Regions from separate parts of the Homo sapiens genome. Here region 2 is linked to region 1. Evidence: chromatin contacts called from ENCODE Hi-C or POLR2A ChIA-PET data. All regions are on one chromosome and are shown on one strand. The core of a region is the stretch at or near the end of the contact, and the rest is flanking DNA. Distances in the headings are between cores, read along the strand shown. Region 1 holds the start of UGT2B7 (UDP glucuronosyltransferase family 2 member B7). Region 2 has its middle 55 kb from the start of UGT2B10.

Region 1 (4,578 bases), core at 1,488-3,987:
GCTCTCATCTTACTAATCAGTGACTGCAGGATACTTTCTATTATCTCCACTGATGCTTTCTTGGTATTGCGTTTTTCCTTCAGATAATAGTTTTTATATAATTTTTATTACTTGCACATATTCTATCTTTTGAAGTAGAATGTAAGGTATGTGGGGACAGAAACTGTGTCTATTTTTTTCTCTGAAAATTCTGCACTTACCTGTGTTTTGTGCTAATCCCTTTGTAAATATTATTTGATTGGATGACCAATACCTTCTTAGGTATTGCATAATGAAGACTTTAATTTAACCAACCCTATTTTCAAAGTCTCCTTAGTATTCCTCTCTATTTGTAATACTCATAAAACTCATATACGTGTGATGGTATTAACGTGCACATGAGTTTCTAATTGGTATCTGCTTTACCCCACCCATTTCCCATCTTTCTTTCAGTGTAAGTCAAACACTCTGAAAGAAGACTATAGAATCATTTCTACTGAAAATTCAAAGCCAACAAAATAAAACCAACAAAAGTATGTTTACCTTAGGCAGGGGTTTGGCAGGTTTGCAGTGGAGTCCTCCAACAAAATCAACATTTGGTAAGAGTGGATATGGAAACTGAAAATTCCAGGAGTTTCGAATAAGCCATACGTCAGCTTTCCCCATTGTCTCAGATAATGTAGTGGGTCTTCCTGACAGGAATAGAAAAAAAAAAGGTGGATGACACAAGATAATTACTTTAGGTAAATTTCTGAAAGGGGTTAGAATAATGTAGGCAAAAATGTAGGCAAATATCTGTGCTTTGAAAAATATATACACATATTCATATATAGATATAATTTAATTTTATGTATTACATATTTTGCCCATGTGTATTTATAAGAAAGACAAAGTAGTAGGAGAATTGTGAGGTTAAGCTACATCTCTAATGTCGCATCAGTATGCTCATAATCATAAACAATTATTAAAATGAGCCATAGAAAGTTAAACAGAAAATTTCTTTTCTCTTAAAGCTTCAATAGTAGCATACGGACATTTAAACAACTCTTTGAGCTCCATAATCAATTAATTCTACTCTACCCATAAAAATAATTTTCTAAGAAATAGTCTAGTTTACACAACTCATTAAGCTAATTCTTTTATCTTTGGTTCAAGTGAACTGTGGACTATGTTGAGAGTATGGCTGAAATCCTTGTACCAACTACTCTTTTAGATTCAAGCTAAGATCTTAATAATATTTTTAAGTAAATATATTTGTACATTATAGCTAGAAATTTTTGAGAAATTATTGAAATAAAAATTTGTACTCAACCTTAATTTGTCTCATATGTTCTAATAAAGAGACATAGTTTCAAAAAACTATGTAGATATAACAACCTTCACACTTCAACAAGATGATTGGACTTTAAATTAATGATTTCCAATTCTTTCGTGAAAGAGTATAGAAACATTAGAAACTTCAAATTGCCCTTATTGATTTTTGCATCTGAGGTATAGACATTATCTCTCTTTACTGTGAAGGAAACCTTCTGGTAATATGGGAACATCTTTTGATTTCTAAATAAGAAAACAAGTTTACAAGAAAAAACAATTTCTGCAGTTATATAGATAGTTGTAGAAAAATGTGTAACTACTCATTCTAAATCTATGCATTCAGTAAGAAGTTATTTGATGGATTTTACTGTTTTTAAGATGTAAAACAATGTATAGTAAAACAGATGTGTAATTGCTTAAAGTCTTAGATGCACTAATGTATAGGTTTATGATTTCCTGGGGTGTTCTGTGTGAGTGATGGCCACAGGGTTTTAACTGACCCTGTAATTTAAGCTTTTCTATAATATTTGTGAGATTAATAGATCATCTTGTATTTTTGTTTTATAAATTCACTTACCAAAACCCCACTACCCTGACTTTATGGCTTTATATAAGCTCTGCTTCAAAGACACAAATAAGTTAGAGCTTCATGTTACTGATTGAAAAAAATACTTACCTAGAACTTCACTATAAAACTGATCCCACTTCTTCATGTCAAATATTTCGAACCAAAAGTCAAAGTAAAGCACATAGATCATATTTTTTACCCTCTCCATGAAAGTCATTTGATCAGTTAATTCTGACATAACAACAGGTACGTAGGAAGGAGGGAAAATAAATCCTCCACTATGCTTTTCAAAAGTGTAGCCAGGAGAGAAGCTGAGACTGTACACAAAGGGTATGTTAAATAGCTCAGCCAGCAGCTCACTACAGGGAAAAATAGCATCTGCAAAAATGACGTCAAATCTTGACTCTTGTACTTTTTTCATAAATTTCTTATTTGAAACTACATCTTTACAGAACTTTCTAGTTATGTCACCAAATATTGACATGATTTCCTGTACTTGTGAAAAATATAACCAAAATGTATCTTTTGGAAGGTCTGACCATCTCTTAATCTGTTGCATGATGAAATTCTCCAACTCAGTTTTAGTTAAAGATGTGGGATAAATTTCAATTTTAAGAGCGGATGAGTTGTTGGGATCAAAAAGAATGGAAGCTGAAGATGCCAGTACAGTCACCTCATGACCTCTCTGAATAAGCTCATCCAGGATTGTCTTTATATTCATCCAATGGCTGTATTCTGCTGCCCACACCAGCACCTTTCCACAATTCCCAGAGCTAAAGCAAAAGCTCAGTTGTATTAGCAAAATTACTGAAGTCCATTTCACAGACATCCTGGTGCAATGCAATGCTTGTTTTCCAGTTGCTGTTCCTTTCTGTCATTTCTCATGGTTATGTCCAAAGATAAATTAGCCAAGAAGTTAAAATGTAACCCTTATAAGTCAAAGTACATACAATATCATTAAATCAACAGTCTGAGCATGTGGATGGCAAAGAGACAAATGAAGGTAAATGATCTGTTCACACAGATGTGATTAATTTCCCTTTTATGTTTATGAGTGCTATCCTTCAGCTAATATCAAGGATCTTGTATGGACATGCCATCTGTCTTATGCAATATATTTTAGAAGAGTGTCCAGAACAGTAGCAGTGACAGATCTTGTTTCTGCAGTCCATTTGACACAAAACTAAAGATTAAATGACTAAACATGGTCCACATATTTTTGTAAACTTTGTTGACATGTAATTTAAATATCATACTATTTATCAATTATTGTGTAAAATTTAATGTTTCATAGTATATTCACAGAATTGTGCATCTACCATAACAATCAGTTGGAGAGCCCTTTTATCTCCCCAAAATAAGCCCTATAGTCCTTAGCCTTTTTCTCTCCACCCCTAGTTTCTGCATTTCCCCTGTCCTAGGTAATTGCTAATTGAATTTCTATCTCTATAGATTTGCCTATTCTGGACAATTTTTAATGCATAGAATCATACAATATGTGGTATTTTGTGACTGGCTTCTTTTATGTAACATAATATTTTAAAGGTTCATTTATGATATAGCGTATACATGTTGATTCTTACAACCATCATGTAAGATATTGAGAGTTTCAAGATGACACTATCTTTTTAAACTTTGTTAAAGTAATCAAAGATAAAGAAAGAAAAAGAGAAAAGTAAACCAAGCTTGTAGTACATTCAGCATTAATCATTAGGTTAGCTTGTTCTCCGACTCACTTCCTCACAGTTATTTGGCTGTTGTCCTAGAATTATGCAGACCCTGTTACAAGACTATAGTTCCTCTTAATCCTTCTATAAATATTAACTTAAACATTATGAAATGATCAACTTTCCTTTTGAGGTATTCCTTCAGGTCCAGCATACTGCTAAAACTACTGACTCGGCTGGTCTGAAGGATCTCACTGATGTCAGCTGATCTGAAAGACTTCACTGATGCCAGCTGATCTAGAGGACCCCACAAGGAACTGACTCAGCAAATAATGTAGTTTCTTGTTCTGATGACTTTACCCTATTACCCTGACTAATCAATTACCCAAATTTTCCAGCCTATCACCATCTATGATCTCCTTAAAACCTCCAACCCAGAACTCCTTGAGGAGCTGGATTTAGGGTTCTCTTCTTATCTCCTTGCTCAGTGCCCTGCAATTATTAAACTCCTTCTTTGCTGCCAAATCTGACGTCTCAGTGTAATTGGACTATTATTGGACAGTAAGCATATGAAACTGTTGGTCCTATAACAAAACTTTAATGGAATAAGTAACTGCAAATATAATAAAACTAGAAAGATAACTATAATTAGAAGTGGAACTTAATGATGTAACAGAATTGATGAAATCTCATGATAAAACAAATAAGTGAGGAGTTACTACTTTTGGAGGGGCAAAGAAACTTGTTTCCTGAGATGGAATCTACTCCTGGTGAAGATGTTATGAACATTGTTGAATGACAACAGGAGATTTAGAATATTACTTAAACTTACTTTATAAAGCAGCGTTAGAGTTTGAGAGGATTAATTCCAATTTTGAAAGAAGATCTTCTATGGGTAAAATGCTATCTGACAGCATTGCATGCTAAAAATATCTTTTGTGAAAGGGTGGGTTAATGTATGTGGCAAATGCCATTGTTGTCTTATTTTTAAGAAATTGCCACAGCCATGCTAAGTACTAGCGGCCACCACCAAAATGAGTTAGCAACCAT
Region 2 (4,578 bases), core at 911-3,410, 230 kb after region 1:
GAAGGTACTTGTATTGTTTTACAGAAGGCCATTTGCAGTAAAAAACAAATCAATCCCAATAGGATTTCAAATGAAGGAGATTAACAGGCTTTGTCAAATCATCTCTAGTCTTCGGAATAGCATGATTCTGATTTTCTCAGAACTAAAACTAGGGGGAGACATTGATAACATTAATAATTTGACAAAAGAGAATGTGGGTGCCAGAGGAGAAAAAAAAAAACTATTCCATTAGGGTGCCAAACAAAAACATGAAGAAAAATGATAACCTGGTATTCTTTAGGAGATTATTGCAGCCAAGAAATGAGTCATGATTCAACCTGCACTCAAAAACAAAAGTGACTTTTCTTTTGAAACAATGTCTCTCTCTCTAGTTGCTTTTCATACTAAAAAAAAGTTCAATTTGTGTGCAAAATAAGTTTCAGGATTATTATACTTGGCCTTATTATTCACATAAAGTTCAGCAAGAATTGTTTGGCCACATAGGCTCTTTTCAAGTTAGCTTTACTGGAACTTTACGTAAAAACGTTATTCTAGTCAAAGCCTTGGTAAAATAACTGGTGTCTCCAATTGTCCTATTTTAAAAATATATATTTTTTACTAAACTTATACCAATAACAATATTACCACACAATCAAAAGACTCATGAACAGTTTGCAAATTTTGGAGAACTCAGAGAGGTAAATTTGCTTACAAAAGCAAATTTTACCCAATTGCTCTAAACTATAAAAAACTCAAAAGAAAAATATTTCTTTGACTCCTCTTTAACTGGAGCAGCAGCTTTCCAAACAAGAAGGCATGTATTCACCTTTGAACTGCCATTCACAAGATAAGCAGCTCTTGTAATATGAGAGCTTTTTATTAAGCACTGTAGAATATAACAGCTCCTCGCATAGTCAGAGTCCATCCTAAGGAGAAAAAGAGGCTCCCTGTTCATAAATATGTCTTTCTTGCATCCCAGGTAGCAAGATTCTGTATAAACCATTTTTATTTTATCATGGAACTCTTTCAGTCACCATTATTTCTGCTAGCATAGAAGTAGTTTCAGTTAACATCCCATAGCAAAGCTGTAAATACTTCTCAAGTGGAAATTCTCTAGTCCAAAGTCCCAGTAATTGTCATTTGAAAGTGCTCACAGGCTTTTGCCATAAGCCCAAATAAACTTTCCACAAAGGGCTATGAAGTGAAGGATTTGTCTCAACCAGCACTTTAGCTAGTACTCACTTAGCTGTCCAAATAGCATTTTTCAAAGAGCAGGTTTACATGCCTTCAACTTTATACAACTACATCAGGAAAATCTCCCCCATTCAGATAGAATACCCATTTTCATAAAACATTTAGGTAAAGGAATCACAACCACCTTACATATAACCTGTTTAAACATCTCAAATTTCATAATCCTCTCAACATTTACAATTTTATGCTCTGATCCCAGGAGCTTTTCTTCTTTATCTTCAAACCAATTTACCTTTCTGGTAAAAAATTAACCCTCCCAGAAGAGGGTTGATCCAAGAGACTCAAGCCCTTTTATCAATTTTTTATCTAAACTTGCCTCAACATTGCGCAGGCAATGTCAGCTTTCCCATTAGATTACAAACTTTGCTTTAAAAAAAATCCAATCTAAGGCAAATACAAAAAAACTGGTGTAGGTCCCTATAATGTTTGAAGATCAGCAGGGGCTCCCTTTTGTTCACCCCACTTTTATAGCATTGTAAAAGCCTTTGTTTTTACCCTATCAATTTTTATTTTATTTTATTTCTTAATAATCATCTAAAGATTTCCACCATGATAGATGAGTCCTTTGACTCCCTTTTACCTTGCCCAATTTTTTAATTACCCTAATGTTTTAATAACATCGGTAAGATCCATGGGGGACAGCAAATTTGGGAAGGCTTCTCAAACAGCTCTTTGATTCTGCAGGAGTAATGTCACCTGGGATGCCCAGGTAGAAGGGTCCCCCTAAACCATAGCATTTACTATGACCAGGGTAATAGGTATATTTAATTGAATAATATTCTGGTCATCATAAAGCCAGTTCCATATGGTTTGCATATGAAGCATATCAGGTGCTTCATCTGGGGAACTCCACCTGGAATTTTACAGGGTGAGTTGGGCAGTCCATTTCTCAGGGTAATCAAACCTTATGGTGGCAATTATTCAGTCCACTGGGCTGCTTGTGAAGCTGGGTCACATATACTCCTCAGTGATTGCTTAATCGTGAGCTGTGGGACCTGCATAAACCCCTGCTTTTTCATTCTGTAGCATTTAAAATAAAAAATATTGCCCTTAAAGTAGCTATTTTTCCAGTCCATTATAGTAAACGTTTCTCAGGAAACTGATTATATTATTCTACAAAGGAGCAATTTCTTTACATTATACCCTCTGGGTTTAATAGTTAACTTCTTTTTCTATTTAAGTGCATTGGCTATCTTCTTGGTAACTACAGGTCTCAAAGGTAACTTTGTTGCCCTGGCTTAAGATGTGTGTGTGTGTGTGTGTGTGTGTGTGTGTGTGTGTGTGTGTGCCTGTGTGTGTGTCTAGCTTTGAAGCTAGTGGCCTGAGCTGAGAGTCCACATGTAAATTTGGTCAAGCCTTAAGGCAAAACTCCGCACTCTTTTACTTTCATTTTAGCGATTACAGATAGCAATAACCAAGGGAATTAACATTTTGTAGTTTTCTTATTAGTTTCCATTTTGTTATGCATTCACTGAACTAACTCCCTGGGAGTATGTCTATCATCCATCTCTAAATTCCACTGGTAACTTTTACCTTTGGTAACTGAATGCAGCCCAGCTGCAGCTTTTGAAGATGGGAGACCATGTAGCCACCTGAGAGTCAAAAGTTTCTTATTTCCTGAGTTTTCACTTTTCTCTTTATCCATCTGGTCATATATATATATGATATATATATCATATATACATCATATATATCATATACATCATATATATCATATATATCATATATATCATATATATCATATATATCATATATCATATATATCATATATATCATATATATCATATATCATATATATCATATATATCATATATATACACACACATACACATATATACACACACATACACATATATATATACACACACATATATATGTGTATATATACATATATATATATATATATGTATATATATAAATTTTAAGTTGACTCAGCCTCGAGAACACTTGGTCACAGGGTGGGGAACATCACACACTGGGGCCTGTCGTGGGGTAGGGGGAGGGGGAAGGGATAGTATTGGGAGAAATACCTAATGTAAATGATGGGTTGATGGGTGCAGTGGGCCAGCATGGCACATGTATACTTACGTAATGAGCCTGCACATTGTGCACATGTACCCTAGAACTTAAAGTATAATAAAACATAAAGAAAAAAAATTACATTTTCAATAGCAAAAATCACATCCTTCTGTTTTTATAAACCTCACCCAAAAAAACTTTTTATTCTACAACTATTTTAACTCTTTGTAACCTAAATTCTCAGTGACCATACTGAGGATTACTTAATTTAACATAACATGACTCAGATTTTAAACTATTGGAGAGAAATTTGAGATTAAATTTTCCAAATTAATGTTACCAAATATTGCTATAGTCATGTGAACTCAAAGGTATCCAAGCTAGCTTTTATTAGTGTGATAAGCAATTAACTTTTCTTTAAGTCAGTTGGTTAGAGCTCTTTCATATATTTTGATATTGAAATATCACTTCCACATGACACAAGTAATATATAGACATAACAGACATACAAAGGCAAATGTTGGGAACAGGCCCCAAAATCTGGCCATAAACTAGTCCTAAAACTGGCCAGAAACAGTCTCTGCAGCACTGTGACATGCTCTTGATGGCCATGACACTCATGCTGGGAGGTTTGCGGTTTACCGGAGTGAGGGCAAGGAACACCTGGCCCACCCAGCGCAGAAAACCGCTTAAGGCATTCTTAAACCACACACAATAGCATGAGCGATCTGTGCCTTAAGGACATGTTCCTGCTGCAGATAACTAGCCAGAGCCCATCCCTTTATTTCGGCCCATCCCTTTATTTGCCATAAGGAATACTTTTAGTAAATCTTATCACTGGCTTGCTGTCAATAAATGTGTGGGTAAATCTCTGTTCGAAGCTCTCAGCTTTGAAGGCTGTAAGACCCTTGACTTCCCACTCCACACGCTATATTTCTGTGTTTGTATCTTTAATTCCTCTAGCACCACTGGGTTAGTGTCTCCACGACTGAGCTGGTTTCAGCAGGCAGATTGAAAAATGTTTTTCATTTGCCTGTTTTCAAAAACTGTCTCCTTTGCTTTAGACTAATAATAAAAAGAAATGTTACAGAATTTAACAAAAGTTTAAGGAGAGAGTTACCATCCAAGGCCTTCTCAAAACAGAGAAAGAGCTGAAGCAGCAGGGTTCAGCAGAAACTAAATTTCTATTACACTGATTATACAGTTTAAAAACTGAAAGATTCTTGCATTGAATAACTCAATATTTTAATACAAATTTTTATAACCAATTCATTAGTTTTGTATTTGTCTAATTTTAATATTAATATCCAATTACCAGGAAGACTA

Evidence for each region. Hi-C counts contacts between places; a loop is a spot of excess contacts on that map. ChIA-PET counts read pairs that join two places held with the same protein, here RNA polymerase II (POLR2A).
Region 2: a loop to region 1 is called in a map of Caco-2, with 10 times the contacts of the local background. The contact joins the enhancer-like site here to the promoter of UGT2B7 in region 1. A Hi-C loop is called at or near these places in 3 of 168 maps with a recorded cell type or tissue (Caco-2, HepG2 and PC-3). POLR2A ChIA-PET finds 5 or more read pairs at or near these places in 1 of 52 experiments (HepG2).

The regions. Positions count from the first base shown.
Region 1 is chr4:69,094,633-69,099,210 of GRCh38, reverse strand. UGT2B7 (UDP glucuronosyltransferase family 2 member B7) reads right to left here and starts at 2,737. Exons shown (of 6, transcript NM_001074.4): 1 at 1,970-2,737; 2 at 523-671. The coding sequence starts at 2,690. RefSeq lists an enhancer at 395-771.
Region 2 is chr4:68,868,882-68,873,459 of GRCh38, reverse strand. It overlaps the pseudogene LOC101930041. Among named protein-coding and RNA genes, the nearest start is that of UGT2B10, 55 kb to the right of the region's middle. Within about 2 kb of position 2,160, at least 2 of the 41 ENCODE cell types and tissues checked have a DNase peak (open chromatin) inside an H3K27ac peak, as active enhancers do.